Regions from separate parts of the Homo sapiens genome. Here regions 1 and 2 are each linked to region 3. The links are chromatin loops, found by intact Hi-C in ENCODE. Cell type or tissue: adrenal gland. All regions are shown on one strand.

Region 1 (8,000 bases), 61 kb after region 3:
CTTTGAGGACAATTTATCAAAAACTTGGATTTTTCCCCCTAGTCTTCTATGCCGTATTTATAACCCTTGTTGAATGCTTGGATTAACTGAACAACCGTCTCTGACAATGTTTGATCTCATTTTTTGTTAGTTTGCTTGCTTTCAATTTAGGGATAAACAATCCTTCATAGGCCCCCAAATTATGAAGATACAAATGAACAGAGCTTAGAAGCTTAGAATTGTAAACAAAAAACCTGTAACCTAATATATTTTGTGTGTACATAGTAATCATTTTAATCACCATGAGGGTTGGGGGTGGGGGGACAGTGTGGTTTATTGGGAGTCAGAGACGTGGTGTGAATCTGAGGTCTGCCACTTACTCACCATGGCACTAGGATCAGTTCCACAGTGCTAAGAAACTTGCCGGGGGGCAGCTTTCCTACCTCTTAATACCTGTTGAGAGCAGTAAATCTCCTGCCTGGCATATCAATTAAAAGTGCAAATATCTGCATCTTACATGCTATTTAAAAACAAGTGGCATATTTCAATAAGTAAAAAATAAGTAAATGTATTATTGTGCAATATAAATATTATAGGCAAACTGAGACTCTACATTTTTTTTTTTTTTTTGAGACAGCGTCTCACTCTGTCACCAGGCTAGAGTACAGCAGCATGATGATCTCGGCTTGTTGCAACCTCTGCCACCCAGGCTCAAGTAATCCTCCCACCTCAGCCTCCTGAGTAGCTGGGACTACAGGCACACGTCACCACACTTGGCTAATTTTTAAAATTGTTTGTAGAGATAAGGTCTCACTATATCAGCCAGGTGGAATATTTTCCTTTGGTAAAACAAACAAACAAAAAACACAACAACAACAACAAAAACACCTCTAGAACCCTATTTTTAAAAACCATTTCAAACAATAATTTCTTGACTATACAAGAGCAAGATTTTTAAGACACAAAGACAATAAGGCAGAGCATCTGCCCTCAAGGAGTTTGGGGGGAATATGTACTCCTCAATTAATGGCAAACAAGGCAGATCTAAGATCAGCTCAGGGCACTGGGGGAATTCAGGGAAAGAAGAAAGCCCTCAGCTGGCAGAGGGGGCAGGAGAAGGACAAGCTCTATAGGAAAGAATTCATGGAAGAAACAAAATTTGAGATGGGCTCTGAAGAAGGGTAAGATTTAGACAGGGCTGGGGAGAGTTAGAAGGAAGAAAACCAGACAAGGAAGGCTTCCTGGAGGAGGAACCATGGAGTGGTGAAATGGGAACCAAAGAAGGAAGAAAGTAAGAAATTTCAGGCAGAGAGAGCTTCGTCTGCCAAAGCAGTTGCTTCAGTGGAACTGAACGGCTGGAACTAGCCTCCACAAGAGCAGAGAACAAGAGAGAAGGAGGGTCATGGGCTCACCATCACCAGCACTGAGGTCCTGCGGCAGATGAAGGGCAGGAGGAAGAAGGGCCTGTCCGTAAACCCAGCCAGAGGGAGGATAGAAAAGGGAAGAGAATCAGCGGATGGGGGCAGAGATGGGTGTCTCCCTCTCCCTACACCTTTTGCTTGTTTTTTCCCTTTAAAAAACTGGCTCGTTTTTCCCTTTAAATAGGAATTACAATGTGAATGTGCATGTGCATGTGCATGTGCGTGTGCGTGCATGTGTGTGTGTGTGATTGCAAATATAACTGACACAAAATATAATTTATATATAATTAGTGTATATACATATATTTATACATATTATATACACGTTAACCAGGCTAACAGATTTTTTTAAAGGATGAGCACGTTCTAGATTTTGTTTATTAAGACCACGTGAGCAGCAGGCACTCAAGAACAAAGGGGCTGGGCTGTGTCGTGTGGGGAGGCTGCAGTCTCCCAGACAAGAGGAGGTCCTGAGAGCCTGGGCACCACTCCCTGCCTGCTTCTAAAAAGGAGGGTCTCTGCAGCCAGATGTAACATGAAGCTACCCTTCAGGAGCTGGTAGGAGAGGCCAAGACTCAAGCTGCCTAAAGAGGTAGCCAGGTTTGGGTTGAGTCTTCCTTAAGGCCTAGGACTCCTTAAGTCTTCCTACTTCTGGGCCCCTTGCTCATCACAACACTGTCCACTGGGATGCCCCCCACTGCCAGCCTTTGTGGATCTTCGTAGGTCAGGTATCCTCTGACCTCACCTGCCAGGTGAGGCATGGTCTTGCCCACTCCCCAAGATGCTGTCTTCCTTTGTTTATTTGGTCTTTGAAACCTCAATCACCTCATGGCTCTCTGAATTCTCTCCTCTTAGCAAGGCTAAGCTCCTCTATTTCCCAATGGCTCGGGGGCTTTCCCACAGCCCCAGGGGTCCTTTGTCTGATGCCCTTCTGGCCTCTGTGTCCATGCACCTGTTCTCCCTCTATCTCTCCACTCCCAAGGCCCAGCTCAGGAAAATCACCTCATCAAACCTCTCTGACCTTCTCAGAAATGTCCCTGCCCTGCTCTATGGACAGCTATGAACTCCTACCCTACCCAACCCATACATGTAAATGTCTTGTGCTGGGTGTTATGGAGAAATAAAGATGGCCTCAACAGCCCCTTGATGCCAACACCCAGGTATTCCTGTCTCAAGAATTATACAAGAGTAAAGCACCAGATACAGTCTTCAGGATACAGCAACTGCTCAATTGCTCAATCTTATAAACACCTGACTGAGTTCACTGGGCCTACTCTCTACAACTGGACAGTAAAAGGCTAGCAGAAGCACACACCATGTATTCCTGCTTCTCCACCTTTCATGCTAACAGTGGAGAGCTCAATAAATACATGGATAAAGGAAGAAAAATGTTTAGCCAGAGGATCAGTATGAGCATTATCAATGTTCCAAGTCAGCAAGAATAAAAAACAAATTCAAGGTCCTTTCCTTCAGTTTGGATTTTACTTCTAAAGGCAAACATTAGGGTAAGCAATGTTTTCTGCATTAGTCTCAGTTGACACTAACTGGTCAGGAGAAACCAGTTGCTCCGAGGCATACTTCAGGGTCCTGGGTGAGCATGGGATATGTCAAGGCCACCTGGGTTGGGAGAGTTTAAGGGATGCTTACACAGAGGGAGGGAGACGTTTGGTAGGCAAGGTCATTTGTTCATTCATTCTCTCACGTATGTTTTGAACAATTGCCTTGGGCCAGCCACCACGGAAAGCTCTGAGAATTCAATGGTATGGTAAATATGAGTCTCTGTCATGCACCTTCTTTAGGGTCTACTGGGTCAAAATCCGCTGGATAAAAATCCTGCCTGCTGCACTTCCGTCTTGGGGAGTTTCTCTGGATCAGAGCCTCTGCTTCCACCACCACTACCTCAATCAGCAATAACAAACCGATGGCTCTTAAGGGCGAGGGGGCTAAAACCACAGAAAAGGAGATGGAAAGAGGAAGCAGGAAATTTTCTTTCCGATATTTAAAAATCCTCACAAAACAGTGAATCTATGCTTCATAAACATTATCATCTGCAGAAATATACACAACAGAATTTAACTAATTTATTTAAACTCCAACTTGTCCCCAAAACAGGCAGGTTTCAAGAAATACGGGGTAAAAAAAAAAAAAATTCAGGACAAAAGAGTCAGGAGTAAGGCTATACAGAAAAAAAAAAAAATGCAAATCAATAAGAAACAAGGACTCCATGCTGACGCCAGTTAAGGAAAAGTGAGTTAGGAAACCATTCGCTTAGATTTTTTGGTTAATAGGTACCATTTAAAAAAAAAAAAAATCACTCAGTTAAAAAAAAAAAAAACCCACACTCCCAAGGGCTATGCATATTGCCTGACTTCAGTTTTGTGAAAACAAAAGCTGTATCTTTAAGAAATTCAACTCAAACATCAGCTTTTGAAACCAAGGTTCAGCAAACAAGAGCCAATAAAAATGCTGTAACTTGAAACCAACCCACACAGCACAAAAAGAAAGGAGAGAGGTCTGCCCGGGTCGCCCTCAACACACCCTTCTAACTTGGTTCTAGAACAGCAGTGCCCAGTTTGCAAGACAAGAAGCTAATTGACTCGAATGTCTGCTGCATAAGCTATAAAATAAGTACATAAAGAACAATATGAACATACAGCGCCATCAGTTACATAAAAAGGCCTGACTGTCCGACGCCACACTGTGCACCGAACAAGCACAGCAATTGTTTCAGCGGGCTGCACGGAGGAAGAATGAATAATTAGCGTCCTTGTGAATCAAGTCTCCACCAGGAAGAGAGCTCCATCCTGCAGCAGTGGCACGGCAGCACCCTCAGCCCGCCAGAGTCAAGCTGGGGTTTTTAAACGTCTTTATTGACAATCAGGATGCAGGCAAACATATTCTTCAGCCAAGTAAACCGACAACTAGCTCCACTGTGGTCACTGCTCATTGGCTGGAACACCCGCTTCTTGTCTAAAGTCTCACCAACTGCTACTTTCCATTACCAGGAAATGTCATTTTCCCTCACTTGTTTATTTTTGCATTGGCTAGGAATACAACAACTTCTGCTAAAGGTGGAGGGGCTGTGACAAAAGCATCCATTTGAGCTGTCCTGGCACAACAGGCACAACACAAGAAGTCCCTAAACGTTTCTTTCCAGAGAGTATGAGTAGAGGGAAGCAAGGAGTAAGTATCTTTGATTCTAGGATTTTTCTCCTTCTCCCATATCACCAGTGTCAAAAGATGTCTCACTTCCTCCTGCAAATGTGATAATAGGAGAGCAGGATGTGTGGACTGTCACTAGGACAAAAACCCACTGAAAAACCACTGGAAGTGTCTGATGCGTTTGACAGTCTGCAAAACAGGCAACATAAAGCAAAGGAATGACCATAGGACCTAGAATCAGTAGATGGGATTCAAATGTCTGCTGTCTCTCAAGAGCTGTATCATTTTTAGCAAGTCATTAACTTATCTGGGTCTTACTTTTCCTACTTGTAAAATAGGGATACTAAGTGTTCTCATCCACACCAACACACCCACCCCAAGCCTAGGGTTGTTGACAGAATGAAATGAGATTATACACAGGAACTTCCTTTGATATGAATATGATTCTATAACTTCATCTATTTGAAAACTCAGAAAATGCTGGGCACAATCCCAGTATCTCATGAATATTTACTATTTGCTTAGCACTGAGAAAGCCCCTAGGAGATGCAGAGAATTAAAAGGTACAGTTCCTGACTATGAAGAACTCATGGACTAGTAAAGTCAGGATATGTAAGTTCAGGGCTAACAAAAACTCAGGCATAGTCCACTGCTGATAATTACTCTCAATGCTTTTCCCTCATCTCACTTAATTCTTCACTACTCAGGAAAATCCACTGAGTTCTATCCAGAAGGCTTACAGCCCTAAAAACAATAACAACAGAATTGATAAGTGGCATCTCTCCAGCACCCAGAGGTATTCTTGGAGACAGAGAGTTGAGAGGAATTCCCTATTGCCCTTGAGTTACTCTATGAATTCAAACCATGGGAGTACAAGAGCCCCAAAGGAAATCATGTCTGAAGTGACAAGAAGAATTTGCTGCCAATCTTTCAATTAAAACTTTTTTAAGATAAGACTCTACATGCAATGCCTAGGAAAACCTAGTTCAGGAACCTCTAGAGTCTGAGCCCTAAGCTCACAGGTCTGAAATCCAAACTGTAATATTACTTAATAATGGGTTCCTATATGCTAGGTACAAAGCACTAAACATTTACACACATTTTTTCATTTGATGCTCAAAGCAACACTAAGAGAAAAGGAATTTTCTTATCTCTATTTTGCAGATGAAGTGAAGGATTTGATGGAGTTAAGTAACTGACCCAAGGTTTGCAAAACCGGTAAGAGGTGAACCATGATTTGAACCCAAACAGGTTGATTTCAAATCCCATGCTAATTTATCACACCGTGATTGTTATATTACTCTCACTTATGTCTATTTCCCACTCTGCTGTTCATTTCTGGAAAATTACTTAGTCACACTGTTTTATTTGCAGGACAAAAACCACTATGGATTCCCCACTATGGAGGACCCAGAGTTGACAGGGAAAGTGTAATCCAAGGTACAAAGTCCCACAACTTTATGTACTTCTCCAAGGAACTATTTTCTCCTGAAAGGTTTGGTGAGTTCGAAGATGTGACAGAGACCTACAAGAGCCCAGAAAGTGGTAATATTTTTGAGTGGTAAGTAAAAATATGTTCAACCTAACTAGGAACAAGAGAATATAGTTAAATAATGTGCTCACTTTTCACCCATTTTCACCCACTGAATGAGCTAGCAAACCTTCTCGAAAAGTAATTTGACATGCTGTGCTTCCAGTTTAATATCTAAGAACTCTTTGCCTAACTCAAGGTCATGAAGACTTTTTATTATGTTGTGCTAAAAGATTTAGCTTAACCTTCTACACTTTAGCCTAGGATCCATTTTGAGTTAAATTCTATGTACCGTGTGCGGTAAGAATTTAAATTTACCTTTTTTGCATGTGGATATCCAATTGTCCTAGCACTATTCATTGAAAAGACTATTGAATTGAATTGCTTTTGAATTGCTTTGGTACCTCTGTAGAGAAATCAATTGACAATAATGTAATGGTTTATTTCTAGACTCTCAATTCTGTACCATTATCTATGCTTACACCACTGTCTATCCTTACACCAGTAACACACTGATTTGAATAGTATAGCTTTGTAGTAAGTTTTGAAACTAAGAAATATAAGACCCCTAATCTTTTTTTCTTCCCTTTCCGAATTGTTTTGTTTATTCTAGGTCATCTACATTTCTATACTGTTAGAAACAGCTTGACAATTTTTTTTAAAAAGATGCATACTAAAATTGTATAAGGATTGCACTGAATCTACAAATCATTTTAGGAAGATTTAACAATATTGAGTCTTCCAATCCATGAACATGGGATAACTCTCATTTAGCAATAAACTAGTCTTGCACTGATTTTATTAAATTTATTCCTCAGAATTGTGTTCATAATGTGGGTTTCAGATTGCTTGGTGCTAGTATGTAAAAATACAATTGATTTTTGTATACTAATCTTTTATCCTGTAAGGTTGCTGAACTCATTAGTCGGTTCGTACTTTGGGGGAATCGGGATTGGGCATGTGTTCCTTTAGGTTTTCTAGTACAGGCTCAATTCATCTGAAAATAAAGAGAGTTTTCTTTCTTTCTTCCCAATCCGGATGCCTTTGATTTCTGAACCTGCAGTACAATTTTAAATATAAGTAGCAAAAGTGGACATCTCTGCCTGGCTTCAGATCTTAACAGGAAGCCACATTAATAAAGTGCATGAAGAAGCAGTCCACCCAAGCTATTATCTTTCTTGAAGACTTTACGAAACAGAACTGGCTAAATATTTTCTTATACTGATGAACCATGATCACATACAAATAAAAAACGTACTTAGAAACTTTAAAAAATGAGTGTGTGTTTTAAATTAAGAACAGAATCAAAAATGTCATCTAATAGATGAAAGATAAAATTACTCATAACAAATATATGAAAAAACAGCACCATCTCATGTAATGAATGCTCGAAGTAGAGAGAAGGAAACAGAAGGGAGGGCAAACAAGGGCAGCAACAGTCCGGGAGAGACTGCAATCACTGCCAGCTTCCGAACAGGCTCCAGGTCAGCACGGTTCTGCCAGGCCAGGAGCCCGGCCCCATCAACCCTCTCTACCTTCTACTCACCCCAGAGTTCAGGACTGGGAGGAACTGGCAGGAATGGGGCTCTAGCAATCTGGCCCCAACCCTCACCCCCATCACCCAGCTAGGAGTAAACTGGTAATGGCCTGGAAGACAAGGAGCCTCCAGTGGGAGCTCTCACTCAGCAATTTTCACACAACAGTCTCTTATCTTAACAAAGCAGCCGGACTTCTTTTTGAAAACTTGGTTCCCGGATGGAAACAATCGGGCAGTATCCAACATTGTTTGAAAGAACACACTGGTTCCAAAGACCTTGTTTTCTCTGAAAGGTGAAAGTTTAGATTCCCCAGCAAGAGGCATAGCTGGGTGTTCAGAATTTGACTGCTGGAGGAAACTGCCAGCTCTG
Region 2 (8,000 bases), 74 kb after region 3:
ATTCCTATAGATCTCCCAGACTTCCTGTTGAACCAGAAAACAAAAAATAAGGAATTGAATATATGAGTCCTGATTTGAGGCTCCAGATACATTTACTGTTACTCTAGCCTATGTTTTGTGTCTGCTTTCTATTTGTAGCTCTCTTGCAAAACCTAAGAGGATTCAGTTGCTTCATATTGGTCCCAAGTTAGTACTAAGCTGACTCACATAGATTTTCTTATTTCCACCACTAAGCATGATAAAGGTTACAAGTATTTCCGGTGCAATTATAAATTGCATCTGCACACCCCAGCTTGTAAGTACCTGCGGACAATTTCACACTACTGTGGTTCAATGTCTCCCTGTTGCCCTCTAAGCTTGAGAAACCCATTGATATTGAACCTCCTCTGACAGCAAAGGCAACTGAGAGTTCCATGTAGGGGAAGAAGGGAGGACATCCAAGGAAGACACACAGAAAAGCAGTTTGGAGGAGCTGGACTTGACTGGTCCTCTCTGACTTAATGACCTTTCTTCTCCCAAGGAGCCGGATGCCGGACTCAGGGCCATTAGCACCACCACTGATCTCCAAACCAGACATGTCCCCAGGGAGGCCCCAAAGCCTTACTTCTTTAACTTTATTTTTCAAGTCTGAAAAAAAATCCCTTGATGAGATCTAGCCACATGAGAACTTTTCAAAACATATTTATAAACTCTTTATAAAAATAGTAACAGTGGTTCTGTAAGACAATGTTGGTGACACCAAATTTCATGGAGGCAGGATGTAGAACCTTGAGAAAGGGATTTTGGGAGACACATTTAAAAAGATTAAGTTGAGATACACTCTGGGCATACCAGCTGTATAACGTCATATAGATGAAAAGTAAGCATGCAATTCCATTCTCTCAAGAGTTTGGGACAAAGGTGAAAACTAAAAGGTGTCTAATGGTTATTGGCTGCAACCACCCACATATATGAAAAGTAATGACAGCATGTCTCCCAATTTCCTATAGGTTATCTGCCAAATTCCTGCCTCCTTCCTAAGAAGACAGAATCTGCAGTGTTTTCTTTGCCATCCAGATATACCCCATGTCATTATAAACAAACGCCGCTTTCTTTGCAGCTAATAACCACAATGTGTGGGTAAGAAACCTCTCCAGTATAAATCCGTGGGGACAAAGCTGCATTGTGGGCATTAAATAATTATAACAATCTGACATGAGTCAGAGGACTGTGTTTCAATGGCCCTGTTGCGCTTCAAACTTTCAAGTCAACCCTGAACTCCCTTTCTTGGCACTCTGTCCATGTGCTGGGCTACTGTGAAACAATTCTCATTCTTTATAGTTTGGTCCCATTGCAAGGAGCTGGCAACGTGGGTACTCATGAAATATTAACACGTTAACATTGATTTTTTTATAAGTGTGGCCAACAGTGGATCAATTATATTACTATGAAAAGCTTTTCATAATTCATTTGGGGGGCATCAAGATCTCATTTCTGGACAGCACACGGATGATGAAGTCGACAAATTTTGAAGAGGTCGGCACTCACAGGCACCGAATACATTAAATGTGATAGATGGTGTAAACACTCCGTTCACAAAAAAGGGAAAATGTTTACATCTGGCAAAATAATTAAAATAGGGTACAACAGATCAACAAGTTGGGAATTAGGTACATGCCAGTCTCTCTCCATAAACAGGAGCAGGAAAATCTCAAATGCTGGCCATTTATTCTCCGTCTGGCTGACCACTAAATGTTTATTCTCATCTCCTTCAAAAGTAAAATTGGCTAATTTCTAGGTGTTAGAAGAATTATTTCAAGCTACGCATGCTCTGAAGTGCCTTTATTCCAAGAACATTAGTAGTTTATTACAAATTCTGGCTTTAAAGGCGTGAGATAATAATATCAGCGTGGCAGAATCCAATTCAATCCAAGCAGCGCAAGGCCTGAAGAAACAAAGGCAAAGTAGCTAGCGTGAGCCCAAGGAGTGCCCTGCGCGAGGTTCTGCTGATCCAGCAGCGAGTGAACATGAGACACATTTCAATTGGGCAGTGTGCATAAACCTCGCCTCGGCTTTGAGGGAACGCTGCATCACACATGGAAAGAAACACTATTCCAAACCAGCGGGCCTCTGCACATGCTGCCCTGATGGCCAGAGAAGGCATCTTGAAGAACAGGGAGGGGTGCAGCAGTTGTAGGTTCTCTACATTCTCATTGTAATGCCATCATCACCTGTGTCCCACTTTGTCCCCTCCACTAAACCATGAGCATCTTAAGAGCAGGAACCAGGTCTTACTCATCTTGAGATCCCTGTCCCTAGCACTGGAGAGTCACACAAAAGATGTGCTAAATAAATAGCCACAGGGTGTAAATTATCCCTCTCACTCTGGAAGTCTTGTACCTGGCTTGTGTATAGCAACTAAACTCACCCTCCTCCTTGCACTGGCCCACTGCATCACCAGGAGAAAAAAGTCACCCAAAGAAAACGTCTTCCTGATCTCCACGGATTACAGCTCCAATGTGGAAATGCCCCTAATAAGCCAACAAAAGTTTTCAGTTACCTGGGGCGTGTAAGCCACTACAAATACCAAAAAGGGGGCGGGGTAACTTAAAGTGTTGAACCTACCCTGAAATCCCCTGGAAAAAGAGCGTGCAGAAGAAAAGGGGCTCCTGGGGCAAATGACCAACAACTTTGGCTCAAGTGTCCTGACAACAAGAGCGTATACAAGAGAACCGTTCTCAGAATGCTCCTCCAAAATCCTACAGGGGATTTCCAGAGGGCCTAGTGAGAGTGTGGTCAGAGACACTGGAATGAGAGAGGGTGGCAGCAAGGCGGGCAGCTTGACTTCATCCAGCCTCAAAGTGGGACGTGAGTGCAACAGTATCGGATTGATAAAAAGCCACCCGAGTGCAGGCACAGTGCAAAGTGGGAAGGCTCACAAGCCACCTGGCATCAGCACCCCCGTGACTGCCCAACAGAAGAGACAGGAAGGCAGACCGCAGCTTGCTCAGCCTTAACAGAGGCCCTGTCTAGGTTCCTAAGAATTCTCAGTCTTCTGAAAACCTAAAAGGACCTCAGTCCTGGGCATATCAAAACCTGAAGTGCTGTAACATGTAATTTAAAAGGATTAGCTCTACGTCATATACATGATCTTAACTTGCTGGCTCTTCCTTCTTTCCTCTGAGCCATGAAGTAACAGGAAAGAATTCATTGATCTGTACCCGCAGGCAACAACTTATATGTGTTGGTGTGGCCGACACCTGCTCCCTCATGCACCCCAGTGCTGAAAACACAGAAAATTTGTCCTTTGGCCCCATCTGTGTCCTGAAGAACACATAAGTAACACATACACATATATCACAAATGCCCTTAAAACTGTTGAATTTCTATACTTCTGCCCAGATTACAATTTAGTCCAATCGTCATCACCCAATCATTGAAGCTACTTATTACTTGGTTACATCTAGTTGAAACACCTGTTAAGAGGGGCATACCATCATGTCATGGCCAGTTTTAACTAAGAGGGAAGGTCCACACACATATGGTTACACACTGTGTTTTGCATTTTTGCAGCTTGGGTCCATTACAGTTCTGTGACCTCTTCTCCAGATTCCTCTACTTAATATTCATATTTTCCAAATTACTTTAAATAACCCACAATCAAGTACGAATAAAATATGTGAAGAACAAAAACCAAACGGAAACAGCTGGGGCAGAGAGAGCATTATTTATGTTATGTTATAAATGAGGGCAGTGGCTAGCTATCTGGGAAGGGAGGGAGGGAAGAAGAAAGGGAAAAAGGAAGGAAGGGAGGATGGGAGGGAGGGAAGCTTCTGAGTCCCAGCAGGCCTGTCTTCCAGCCCACTGCGGGAGATAAACACAGTTTCTGTTTAAAACTCACCCCCTCTGAGATTTGGGGACAGGGGCTCTGGAACCCACAGAATGAAACCTACCCTTATCTATAAACAAAGCCCGGCTTTGATGTTGGCCAGCTTGCCTGCGTCTTTCCCTTTTCAACTGAGGCTTATCAGCAGAAACATCTCCATTAAGCACTTAGTCAGCAACCATTACAGGCCCGTTCTGCACTGGATGCCTGTTTCTGAGAATAATGAAAGAAAAACGCATATGCCTTGCCCACGTGGAGGCAGCATTCACTGATGGGTGCGTGCGCTCCGGGACGCGTGCACACACACACAGACACACACACACAGCTCGGGACGGACGGGGACACACACACACACACACACACACACACACACACACACACACACACACACACACACACACACAGAGCTCTGCGATGGTCAGGGGTGGCTGGACTTGAGATCAGAATTCCTGGCTGTCTTGCTTACGGTGTGACAAGCTTCCTAACATGTCTAAGCCTCTCGCCCTTGCTGCTATTAGGGGATTAAATGAGATGACATGCGCAAAGACTCTCAAGTGCTGTCACGCTCTTCATTTATTCGGCTTCTGAATCACTTCCAATCTGGTCTTCCCTTCCATGGCACTAGGCAGAGCCCTGGCAACCAGGACAGGGACAAGACCCTCAGGCTTCCTAAAGCCAAAGGTGCCTTCCCTTGCCCAGCAACAGAGGTCCCCTTCCAGGCAGAGCTCTCTAGCCAGGCCAGCGGGGGCCTGAGGGGGTCAAAGATTCCAGCTGCCCTTCCTTCAGCGCTGCCAAAGGCCCCTCACACACTCTGGTTCCTACAAACTTGTTTCAAAGGGAACAAACTCTGTTGTCAAGAGCCAGAGTGGAAGCAGCACCCAAACACTGCCCCAGTGGCCCAGGACTCCATCACTGAGGACAGAGGCTCGCTTGAACTCCCCGGGCGTCCAGGTCCCCTGAGCGTGGTCTCTGGCCTCGGTCAGACATCCTCCTTCCAGAGAGAGCAAACAATGACATCCACTGTCAGTGAGACCACTCTCCATTCCTCCCCATACGTCAGCCCTGGTGACCAGTGAGCGTAGCAGGCAGCAAGCAGGAGGTGAAGGGGAATGAGACACGGCTCCCAGAACAGCTTGTTTGTGTCCAGCTGTTGAGAACCTTGATGCTGTGCCAATGGGGAAAGAAACATCCTCCTTGCAGCACTTCTTTTCAGGGCCTCGGACTTGTGGTCAGCACCTCCCAACCATGTCCAAGAGAGAGCTGGACACAGGCTACACCCCATCCTCTCTCCTCCACCTTGGCTGGTGACTCAAGGTGTAGGAGGAGAGGACACACCCCAGCTAAATCCAAACACAACCAGGAGATCCCAGATGAACTTGCAGTTCAGCACGCCACCCCCTGGCACCACTGCCACCCCTGCAGACGGGCAGGAAAGCTGACAAGGACTAAGTACCCACTGTGAGCCAAGTGTGTCATGGTTAGCATCTCAATGAATCCTTATACAGCCCTGCAAAGAAGGTGCACACTGAAGTTTGGAGAAATTAAGTAGCTCACACAGTCACACAGCTCTTATCTCAAAGAGAAGCCTCTGGGCTCCTCATATTTCCAGAAATGGAAAGCACAGTTCTTGGCTTTGATGTTACACTGCTTATCAAAAGCACCACTGTAAAAAATGAAACATACACACATGAAGTATGGGAAATGTTATTTTCCCAGGCCCACATTTGGGATGTCCAGCCCACAAAGACTTCCAGAAGGGCAGAAGATGATCCACAGTGCTCATCCCACCTCAGCAGCTTTTCTGTCCCGGCGATCCCCTAATTTGGCTCACTTGAGGCACTCTTAAAGGTGGCTCTCTTGATGGCTGATTGGAAGATGGCACTGCCATAACTTCACAGAGAAAAGAAACCCAAACACCTTCCCTGGCATCCTTCCACCTCCAATTGCCAAATATCCAAAGTGGTGGAAGCTGCTTCCAGGGCTCCCAGGGAGCCCCCAGTTTGCCCACTGCCTCTACAGCTCCACCTCCCTCAGCACAGTATCTTGACCTAAGACTGAACTCCTCCCTTCCAGCTCCAAGCCGGCTGGACTGTCTGGCTTGCCCTCCCAGGCCACGTCTGCTCACTGATAAAAGTTCACTAGGAGCATCTGGACACCAGCTATTCTGCTCACGGACATTCTCCCTGCTCAGACAGACACGACAGTCACTAACCACAGACCCTTGCCTTTGTGCCAGGAGGCTGCTACCACATTAGCCCCTCTTAACAGTCTAGCTAGTACCTTAGAAAGGTATTGTTCTATTGAATTCTTGCTGTATTAGAAATCTCACTGGCTGCAGAGAGGACCATTAGGGGTGATTTACTCTGGCTCAGTGTTCCTGAACCAGAAGAGCACTGAGCCACGACTTCCCCAAAGGGAATGATTTGGTGAAGATGCATGGCCTGATTCTGGATGTAGTGGATTCACATGTACCAAGAGGGATTTGAGGAAAATCTATGCGCTTCCAGCATCTCCTGTATTAAGCCTTCTCTTGATAAATTTCATAGGTTTTATATTAGATATTCTATCTGGAAGAAGATGAATACCAGTAATATTCTGGAGGGAAAAAGTTTACTTTTAAATATTTACTTTTTAAAAATTTGTGTCAATGTGAATCTGTCCCTCTACCATCCCCTACAATATTTATTACAGATCTGCTGTCCATATTAGGCTCTGAGCTCTTGCAGGATAAGGACAAACATGTTCAGTGTTTCCATCTCTCCAGTGACCAGCAAATAGTTAAGTACTCTTTTAACCATCACCTTTTTGGGATTCTAATAATGATAATACCACATAGGGATCAATCATGCATGCTATGATGTACTCTTCCAATTAACTCCTGAAATCCTTTCAGTCACATCCATCCCCAAGCATCACACCAGGAAGCCATCACTGAATAAGTGGTGGCAAGAGGGTCATTTCCCCTACCATCTCTATAAACCCAGGAAGCAATTTTCTCAGTCCACAACCACAAGCCACGAGCTCAAAAGCCCATGTATATCATAAAGACAGTGTTTCTGAGCACCACCCCGGCCCTGAGGTTAGCTATGAATGGTGCATAACTCTCTGTGTGAGACGATCCATCCAATCGCAGGTGTGTGTCAGTATAGGCAACTAAATAGTGGCTTTCAGGGGCTCTTTTCAGCTTAAGAGACAGGAACATCATAAAGCAAAACAGGAAGAGACTACGTCCTACCGGTGTGGCTGAGCCTGTTTGGGAGAAGTTCGATCTACAACACCACCCCAGACATGAAAGAACTTAGACACACCACCCTACCCCCACCCCCACCCCCACCCAGATACACATATACAGTCTATGATAACCGAAGGCCTGCACCCCCATCCCGGGATCCTCAGTGGATTCGGGGCCACTCCACTGTGGGCAAGACCACTCCCCTAAGACCTCTCACAGACCTATTCCAACCCACAGATCTACTCCAACCCACTGTTCCTCTCTGATTCCCTGGACTTCTGGGTCCCACCTCAAGCTGCCTTGCCCCAGAGACCACAGACGCCCCTCTCCAGCCCTGACTCCTGTTTTTGTTCTGCCTTAGCATGAGGATCCCTGGCTTCCCAGATGCTAATGCCGAACCCTCACACAGACCTTGGAGAAGACCTTGTAGGAAAAGTCCTCAACAAATTCACAAGAGGAAGGTCTGCATATCAGGTCACTATGTTCTAAGAAACAATGATCAAACTGGCTTTTAAGCAATGGAGGGGGCTTAGTGGCTTATTTAACTAAGAAGTCTTGTTCCAACAGCTTAGATGGCATCATTACCAATCTGCCTCCCAATAGGTTACTTAGTGGTTCCAACCAGTAACCAGTCCTGCACATGTGTGGGATTCTTATGAAAGAAAACTGCTCCCATATAGAACTCATGTCCTCACCCTACACCATCCACAGGATGTGTGATTCTCTTCTGAAAGCTTCAGCGAAAGAAAGCTTTACTTTCCCAGCAGCCCCAGAAAGATATCTCCTCTATCTCACTGGATGTGACTGGTCAGGCACCATCCCTCAATCAATCGCCGTGGACATAGCTGTTTTAGGCTTATATCAATCACGGTCTACTTCCAGAGTTGCAAGGGACGTCATCCC
Region 3 (8,000 bases):
TCCAGACGCTTTCAGTGGCCTCCTTCCCAAAGGGTAATGAAGAAACAGGGGAAGTGGCCAGAGCATCTTAGAAACACAGTACAATGTCTGCTGCCACAAGAGAGTGTGCCCTGGGCCGGGAGGGGCTCGCAGGTGGCTCGGCAAGGGCTCAGGACTGTGAGGGGCATGGGGGTGCTCCACACTGAGCCATCATCTCCTTCCCCGGGAGACACTCCATCTCCTACGTCCTGCTGGAAGACCAGGCTTGGAAAAACATGAGAAAAACCTGAGAGACATTCAAGGACTAAGCAGAGCCAACCGTTAGATCAGCTGCAGCCTTCCTCCCCAAACCTGGAAGGCCAAATGTACTTTCCGACCACTTATTCCGAAGCATGAGATGGGAACATTAATGACACCTGGGTTAGAATATCTAGGCTCTGCTATTTTTGAGCTGAGTGGCTTGAGGCAAGTTGCTTAACCTTTCTGGGCCCTGGCTTCCTCATCTGAGCAGTGATGAACCCTAGCCTGTCTACAAGGTCAAATGAAACAGTCAATGTGAAAATTCCGCCCAGGCCACACAGAGCTGCACAGATGCTGGTGACCTGGCTTACTGGCATGAGATCACTTCCAAGCCCTGAATTACAGGAGAGAAGGAGCCTCTTTTCTGAAGGACCAGGAACCAGATTTGTTCAAACAGCCATTCTCCACCCCAAGATGGAGCAACTGCCTCAGCAGCCACTATAAAACTAGGAAGCTCCTCCAGAGACACCGGTGCCCTTCTCTGTCCTGCCCAGGATAAAGGCAAGAACCCTCCTGGCAATCGGGAATTAAAACCTTACTGCTGCTGCTTCTTTTTTATTTTTGTTTATTTATTTTTTTGAGACAGAGTCTCCTCTGTTGCCCAGGCTGGAGAGCAATGGCGCGATCTCAGCTCACTGCAACCTCTGCTTCCCAGGTTCAAGCAAATCTCCTGCCTCAGCCTCCCGAGTAGCTGGGATTACAGGCACCCACCATCATGCCCAGCTAATTTTTGTATTTTTGTAGAAGCGGGGGATTCACCATGTTGGCCAGGCTGGTCTTGAATGCCTGACCTCAGGTGACCCACACGCCTTGCTTGGCCTCCCAAAGTGCTGGGTTTACAGGCATGAACCACTGCGCCCGGCTGAAACCTTGCTTTTTATCTTGTGTCTCCAACCTAATCCCCCATGCACAGCCATCCCCCTCTTCTTTCTTCCACAGGCCTCATTAATGTCATATTTCCTTAGAGCTGTCCTGGTCACATTTTCCAAACCAAGAAAGGATCTGTGTTCTGACAACGGAATTTTAGTTGATCTGTAAATTTAGGCCATTGAAAGAAGTATAAAAATGTGAAATTAAATCATCCTTGGGCCCACGTTTGACCAACTGCCTTTACGAGAAAGAATCATGTTATCTGCAGGATATATTTACAGACCTTCCATGCGGGCTCAACCACAGGCCTGCCAGTCCCCCAGAGGGGAGACCTTGGGCTCCCTCTGACTATGAAGACTGCTAACTCCCACATCCACGTCCAGGAGGTCCAGCCCCTTGGAATAAAGATAAGGGCCAGAACACCAGGCAGCAAAACTCCCTTCCTTCTGGCTGAGGGGCTGCCATCACCAAGCCCAGGTGACCCTTCAGGAACTCTCTCCTGTCCTGGAGCCCAAATCAAATGTCCATCTGTGAATGGAGAACAATCCCTGCCCTTCCCATTTTCCCAGATAGTGGGGTAAGTGTCATTTTCTCATACACTGTGAAATTCAGACAAAGTTCAAATAGTCAACCCTGCCATCTATTAGCCAGGTCCCAGATGAAGTTACTTAAACTCTCTGAGCTTTCCTGTCTCTAATAGGTATTTCAACAAGCTTATTTTGAGAATGAAAGGCAAAAGCATTATCATCAAGTCAGTTCTTAGCAATCCTGCTTCCTCCTCTGTTCCAGGACTCTTCAAATCTTATCAGCATCCTTGGTCTCCAACACCCAGTCATTACCATTTATCCTCCTCTTCTCACAGCTCATTAATCCACAAGGCTTTTTAATTTTATCTCCATAACATCTCTCCCCTCTGCCATTTCCTCAGCCATGGCCCCTGCCCTGGTTTGGTCCTCATCAGCCACCAGCTGGCCAACAGTATAGTTTCCTCCAGCCCCTGCTCTCACCTGATGCAGCCATCGTGTTCCTGAAGCACAAATTAGATCACATCCTCTCTTTAAAAAGCAGGGTGGGGTGGGAGAATACATATTCATATTAGATTGTATATGCACTAAAATCACTACAAAGCCTCATAAGAGAATAGTAGCAGTGGCTACCTACTTAAGGGTAGGATAGGAATGAGAAGGAAGGGACATCTCCCTTCCATTCTCTTATGCTTGGAGATTTTTTGACCACATTAATTTACTACCTTTATGAAAAGTTTAATTGATTTTAAAAACTAATTGAGGCCGTGCATGGTGGTTCACATCTGTAATCCCAGCACTTTGGGAGGCTGAGGCAGGCAAATCATTTGAGGTCAGGAGTTTGAGACCAGCCTGGCCAACATGACAAAACCTTGTCTCTACTAAAAATACAAAAATTAGCCAGGCATGATGGTACATGCCTGTAATCCCAGCTATGTGGGAGGCTGAGGCAGGGGAATTGCTTGAACCCAGGAGGTGGAGGTTGCAGTGAGCCAAGGTTGTGCCACTGTACTCCAGCCTGGGCGACGAAGCAAAACTCCATCTCAAAAGTAATTGAAAAATATTCTGACTCCTGTTAGAATTTCAGTAGAGTCCAAAGCACTTAGTGAGCACATTCTCGCAAGCTTGATCCCTGTCCAGAGCTCTGGCTCAATTTCCTTTCACATTACTGTAAGACATTCAGGTTCAGAAGCATTTGTGGAGTGCTCAGTATGTTCAGGGATATTACTAAATGTAATCATCACAGTAAGCATGGCAGCGATCCTGTTATGTCCACTTAAGACAGACTGGAAACTGAGGCTGAGCTGCGGTAATCTGCCCCAAATCTCAAACAGCTGCTAAGAATTCTAGTATCAGTCACCTCTTTGCTGCCACTAGAGCATGATGAAAGATAGGCTCTAAAGCAGCGGTCCCCTTTTTGGCACCAGAGACTGATTTTGTGGAAGACAATTTTCCATGGGTTGGAATAGGAACTCAGAGGAAACCCAGAGTAACCATCTACCCAATGTGGAAGGCCCTCAGAGGTCTGGCCTTGCTTGGGGAGCTCCTACTTTGCAGGCAGCTGTTTTTAACTTTTGAACTTTGTCTTTATTTCTTCAAAAGTACAGTGACATGGTTAAGAATACAGAGTGGTGGTAAACTTTGGCACAGTCACCGTTTTTGGAGGTAGAGCTTGATAACTTTATTTAACGTTTCTGAGCCACGGTTCCTTTATGTACAGACTGGACATAATGCTCAGCATACTAATACAGAGCTCATAAGTGCTGGTGATGATCATTATTGACATAATATATAAATAAGTTGCTTGGCTGGGCACGGTGGCTCACACCTGTAATCCCAGCACTTTGGGAGGCCGAGGTGGGTGGATCGCTTGAGCCCAGGAGTTCAAGACCAGCTTGGGCAACATAGTAAAACCCCATCTCTACTAAAAATACAGAAATCAGCTGGGTGTGGTGGTGCATGCCTGTAGTCCCAGCAACTTGGTAGGCTGAGATGGGACAATCCCTTGAGCCTGGGAGGTCGAGGCTGCAGTCAGCTGTGATTGTGCCACTACATTCCAGCCTGGGCAATGCAGTGAGACCCTGCCTCAATTAAAAAAATAAAAATAAAAATAAATGAGTTTCATATGTTGAGCAAACGTGTGCCTTCCCTGATCGGGTTTGTTCCTCTACTGTATCATGGAACTTCTCTTCTGCAAGGCAGTGAGTGCTTCCTCAAAATCTAAAGAGAACAATCTCTTTGCCTCTTTCTCCACCCCCAACTCTTCCCTCCTCTGGTTGTGTAACTCCCGCCTGAGTAAATCCTTTCTGTGCTTTCTTCCTGGCTCCTGCTCACTATGGCATCCAGACCACAACAGGCATGAGACACACAGCCTGGTGACCGGGCAGTCTGAGCAGGCAGGGGTTTGCCAGCTGCTGCCCTGGTGGGGGGCTGGAGGAACCCGCCGTGCCCCAGAATTGAGGTGGAGGCATCACTCCAGGCTTTATCAGGAAAACCACTCCCTGTGTACTTTCAGGATTCAGCTGACAGCTCAGCCAGGCCGGGTTTTCATCTGCCTAACTTGGCCTCCAGAAACTGGACCCTGATTTCAGGGAGGCCCCTTTTAAATAGCCCACCCTGGGTGGAGGATATCACACTTAACACTTGAGATCCTTTGATATGCAACACTGAAATCATGTAGAAAGTATATTTCCAACTAAAATAGTCTTTGTTTTTTACACTCTTCCTTCCTTTCTTCACCCTCTGCTGTTTTTCTCTTAGCTTCCAGTAGAGCCAAAGGTAACAGAGGGACTGACTCGCTGGTTCTCCTCCAACATAAACCACCACCAACTTGGGGAAGCTGCCGTCTGGTTTACACATGACACAGAGCCAGCAGGGGGCGATCATCCCCCTAATTATTCTCCCATTAGCTCCTTACGGCCCTGGGCTACAAAAACAGACTACTCATCAGCTACAAATGGACCGTATAGCCTTTTGGTCACTATCTCAGGATGTGGAGTCAACAGACCTGGATCTGAATCCTACTTCCCATGTCAGCTGGCTGTCTAACACTGGGCAAGCTACTTCATAAGGATTACATAAGATAATGCATAGTGTTGGCATACAGAAAATATTTAGTAAATGTTGGCCATCACTATTGCTAGGAGTGGTGGGGTTGTGAGGAAGTCTTCAATGTTGGCAAGGGTGACATATGTGGTGAGCCAACGAGTAAATTTCAGAAAATGCTGGTTCTAAGGCCACTTCAGACTAAGGAGGAGATAAACTAAGGTTCTTCTCTTGGCTTTGGTGGTACCAAAGTATGCAACCATGTCTTTTTTTCAGATGGAGTTTCACTCTTGTCACCCAGGCTGGAGTGCAGTGGCGTGATCTCAGCTCACCGCCACCTCCGCCTTTTGGGTTCAAGCGATTCTCCTGCCTCAGTCTCCCGAGTAGCTGAGATTATAGGTACCCTCCACCATGCCCAGCTAATTTTTGTATTTTTAGTAGAGATAGGGTTTCACCATGTTGGCCAGGCTGGTCTTAAACTTCTGGCCTCAAGTGACCCACCCGCCTTGGCCTCCCAAAGTGCTGGGATTACAGGCGTGAGCCATCACACCCAGCCAGCAATCATGTCTTATCTTGTCTTAAGAGATGCTACAGGCAGGCTGGGGTGCAAAGCTGGCTACTGTAAGGCAGCATCTCTCCAAGCCTCTTCTGTAGAAGGGAATAGAATAACCTACCTCACAGAGCTCAATAAAGATGAAAGAAGTCACTAATGACAAATAGCATGGAACCTGGCTACATAATTTCTTTTTTTGCCAGCACTACCTATAAGTTCTCTTCTCTACTAAAAATATTTTATAACCCCTTGGGTCTAATGAGCCTAAGCCGTTACAAAGAAGTAGGGGGAAACATATGTACATGTCTGTCTGTAACAAACATCTAGAGAATTCAAATGCAAAGTTTAACTTACTTAGGGCCCTTTAATTATTGGTCACTTTGTTCGCTTATCAAATTAATGTGGTTAATGCTGGATGTTATATTTTAAGTACTGTATGCCCAAATTTGTTAAAATGTATCAGCTGAGTTTATCTTAGATGGCCTTAATGTTTCTGTTGTTGGAACAAAACTATAGCAAAATTAAAGTCTGAGAAGTCACAAAAACTCTAAGAGCCAAAGAAACTATCTACATGATACAAATTTTTCAGTGTAACCTTAGCCCTGAAGTACCATTATACCTTGATTGTAATAGCACGTTGTGTTTGTCCAATAAAGCACACAGTATATAACTTGAGAGGCTGGTACTTAAGATACTGTCAAATGCTTTAAATAATTTTATTAATTCTCCATCACTTCAACTGGTCAGCCACCACTTTTTCCCTCTAGCACAAGAACCAACCTTCAGGCCCTCACATGTCCACTAAAATCAAATATAGATCCTATTAACAATCTGCGGCCGGGCACGGTGGTTCACGCCTGTAATCCCAGCACTTTGGGAGGCCGAGGCGGGCAGATCACGAGGTCAGGAGATCGAGACCATCTTGGCTAACACGGTGAAACCCTGTCTCACTAAAAATACAAAAAATTAGCCGGGCGTGGTGGTGGATGCCTGTAGTCCCAGCTACTTGGGAGGCTGAGGCAGGAGAATGGAGTGAACCTGGGAGGCGGAGCTTGCAGTGAGCCAAGATCGCGCCACCGCACTCCAGCCTGAGTGACAGAGCAAGACTCTGTGTCTCCAAAAAAAAAAAAAACAAACAAAAAAAAAAACAAAAAAACTTCCACATTCATTTGCATATATTAAATCATTTGTGTTCAACTGAAGAATGAGTGTTTGTAACATAGGAATATCAGAAGCGACACCAACAATAGTGACTGAGGTTAGGCAAAATAATTTCACAGCAGTGACAGAGCTCTGGCTGGTAATGTCTAATGCACATCACTTAGTATCATAATACAAGCCAGAAACATCAACATATCTATTAGGGGGTATTATTATTTTCTGAAATTATATACTTTAAATCCAAAAAGCAAGTAACTTTCAATTGTGAAGAAGGTTGGGGCATGGCAGTGCATAACTGTAGTCCCAGCTACTCAGGAGCCTGAGACATGAGGATCACTTCAGCCCAGGAGTTTGAGGCCAGCCTGGGCAACACAGTAAGACCCCATCTCAAAAAAAAAAAAAAATCAGTTGTGACAAAGGACCATTATTCCACATAAGCAGTTAGCATCCCCTGACATACTGGGTATTTATGTGCTTGGGTAGTTCTTGTGTTCTCCACCCAAGTGTGGGCTCCATGAGAAAAAGAACTTTGTTTTGTTCACTGCTGAATTTCTAACACCTGAAACAGTGGCTGGCGTGTAGTAGGTGCTCAAAAAATACTTGTTAAATAAATTCTAATTTCTCCCAATCCCCAATTCATATCCCCTAAAATATAACTATCTTTCTCAAAGGTCCCAAGGATGTTACACCAGGCCTTCCTTTCATTCCAGGGCCTTTTAAGTCATGTGGTGGAGTCTATGTAAGTCAAGCTTTTTTATTCAACAACAGCAGGCCAGATCCAGTTTACCCATTCAGATTATCATATGTATCCTGAACGTACCTGAAACACTTATCTCTGGCCTCTACTCTAGCAACTTAGTGGGCCTTGACTTTCCAAAAATAGTCACTGATTTAATATACTGCCACATACACTTCAGCTTCATCACCTCTGGAATATTCTGCTCCCTTATTCTCTCCCTGTCCAATCCTCCATCTTTCGGCTTAAGGGCTACTTCCTCAAGGAAGCTTGCCCTGTTTCCTGTTACTCACAGCGTTCAGTATTCTTCCTTCCTAGAAGTCACAGCACTTTGCAATGATCTCTCAGATAATCATCTGTTTCGTGTCTGTCTCCCCTGCTAGGCATTATACTCCCCAGGGGCGGAGGCTGTGGCCGTCTGGGCAGCGATGAGCCCCTCTCCTGTACAGCTTCTTGCACATGCAGGTGCACACGAATGTTTGCAGAATGGTCTGAATGATTCAAAATGTTTAGCCCAACAAATACTAACAACAAAAAGAGGCAATCGAGCCTTCTGGGCCCTAAGAGGTCCATAACTGGAGAGCACAGTTAACAATGAGGGAGCTACCACATTATTTTAATTTCTTTTAAAAAAAGAGAATTTTTATAAATGATTCCATAGTATTTTAACCAGGGAAGCAAAAATCATGTGGGGACTTTTGCCTCCCAGTGTCTTGGAGCTGTTTCCTAAAAAACAGTCATATGCAAACAGAAATTTGCTTACACAGGAGATATTCAGACTGAAAAGACAATTCAAGCCCGGGTGCGGTGCCTCACGCCTGTAATCCCAGCA

What was found. Hi-C counts contacts between places; a loop is a spot of excess contacts. Peaks named below come from ENCODE experiments on the same cell type or tissue, not always from the same donor. Only the 100,000 strongest peaks of a DNase experiment are listed, where the experiment ranks them.
Region 1: it touches region 3 in a loop (2.4-fold over the local background); 33 of 110 quality-filtered maps call a loop at or near these places.
Region 2: it touches region 3 in a loop (2.1-fold over the local background); 33 of 110 quality-filtered maps call a loop at or near these places.

What each region holds. Positions count from the first base shown.
Region 1 is chr11:12,824,390-12,832,389 of GRCh38, reverse strand. All of the region lies in intron 3 of TEAD1 (TEA domain transcription factor 1), which reads right to left. It overlaps LOC107984313 (a long non-coding RNA gene), which reads left to right. Exons shown (of 2, transcript XR_001748136.3): 1 at 1-4,583; 2 at 5,727-7,126. Among named protein-coding and RNA genes, the nearest start is that of TEAD1-AS1, 95 kb to the left of the region's middle. RefSeq lists an enhancer at 3,431-4,069. In adrenal gland, no CTCF peak of the experiment used is centred here; DNase peaks (open chromatin) are centred at 2,093, 4,129 and 7,772; H3K4me3 peaks cover 1,465 bases; H3K27ac peaks cover 2,455 bases.
Region 2 is chr11:12,811,047-12,819,046 of GRCh38, reverse strand. The region is part of intron 3 of TEAD1 (TEA domain transcription factor 1); the gene reads right to left. Among named protein-coding and RNA genes, the nearest start is that of TEAD1-AS1, 110 kb to the left of the region's middle. In adrenal gland, CTCF peaks have their summits at 4,166 and 5,258; DNase peaks (open chromatin) are centred at 2,716, 4,806, 5,026, 5,246 and 2 weaker places; H3K4me3 peaks cover 743 bases; H3K27ac peaks cover 3,225 bases.
Region 3 is chr11:12,885,501-12,893,500 of GRCh38, reverse strand. All of the region lies in intron 9 of TEAD1 (TEA domain transcription factor 1), which reads right to left. Among named protein-coding and RNA genes, the nearest start is that of TEAD1-AS1, 33 kb to the left of the region's middle. RefSeq lists an enhancer at 4,082-4,590. In adrenal gland, CTCF peaks have their summits at 4,349 and 4,551 (motif pointing right); DNase peaks (open chromatin) are centred at 1,560, 4,090, 4,570 and 7,549; H3K27ac peaks cover 937 bases.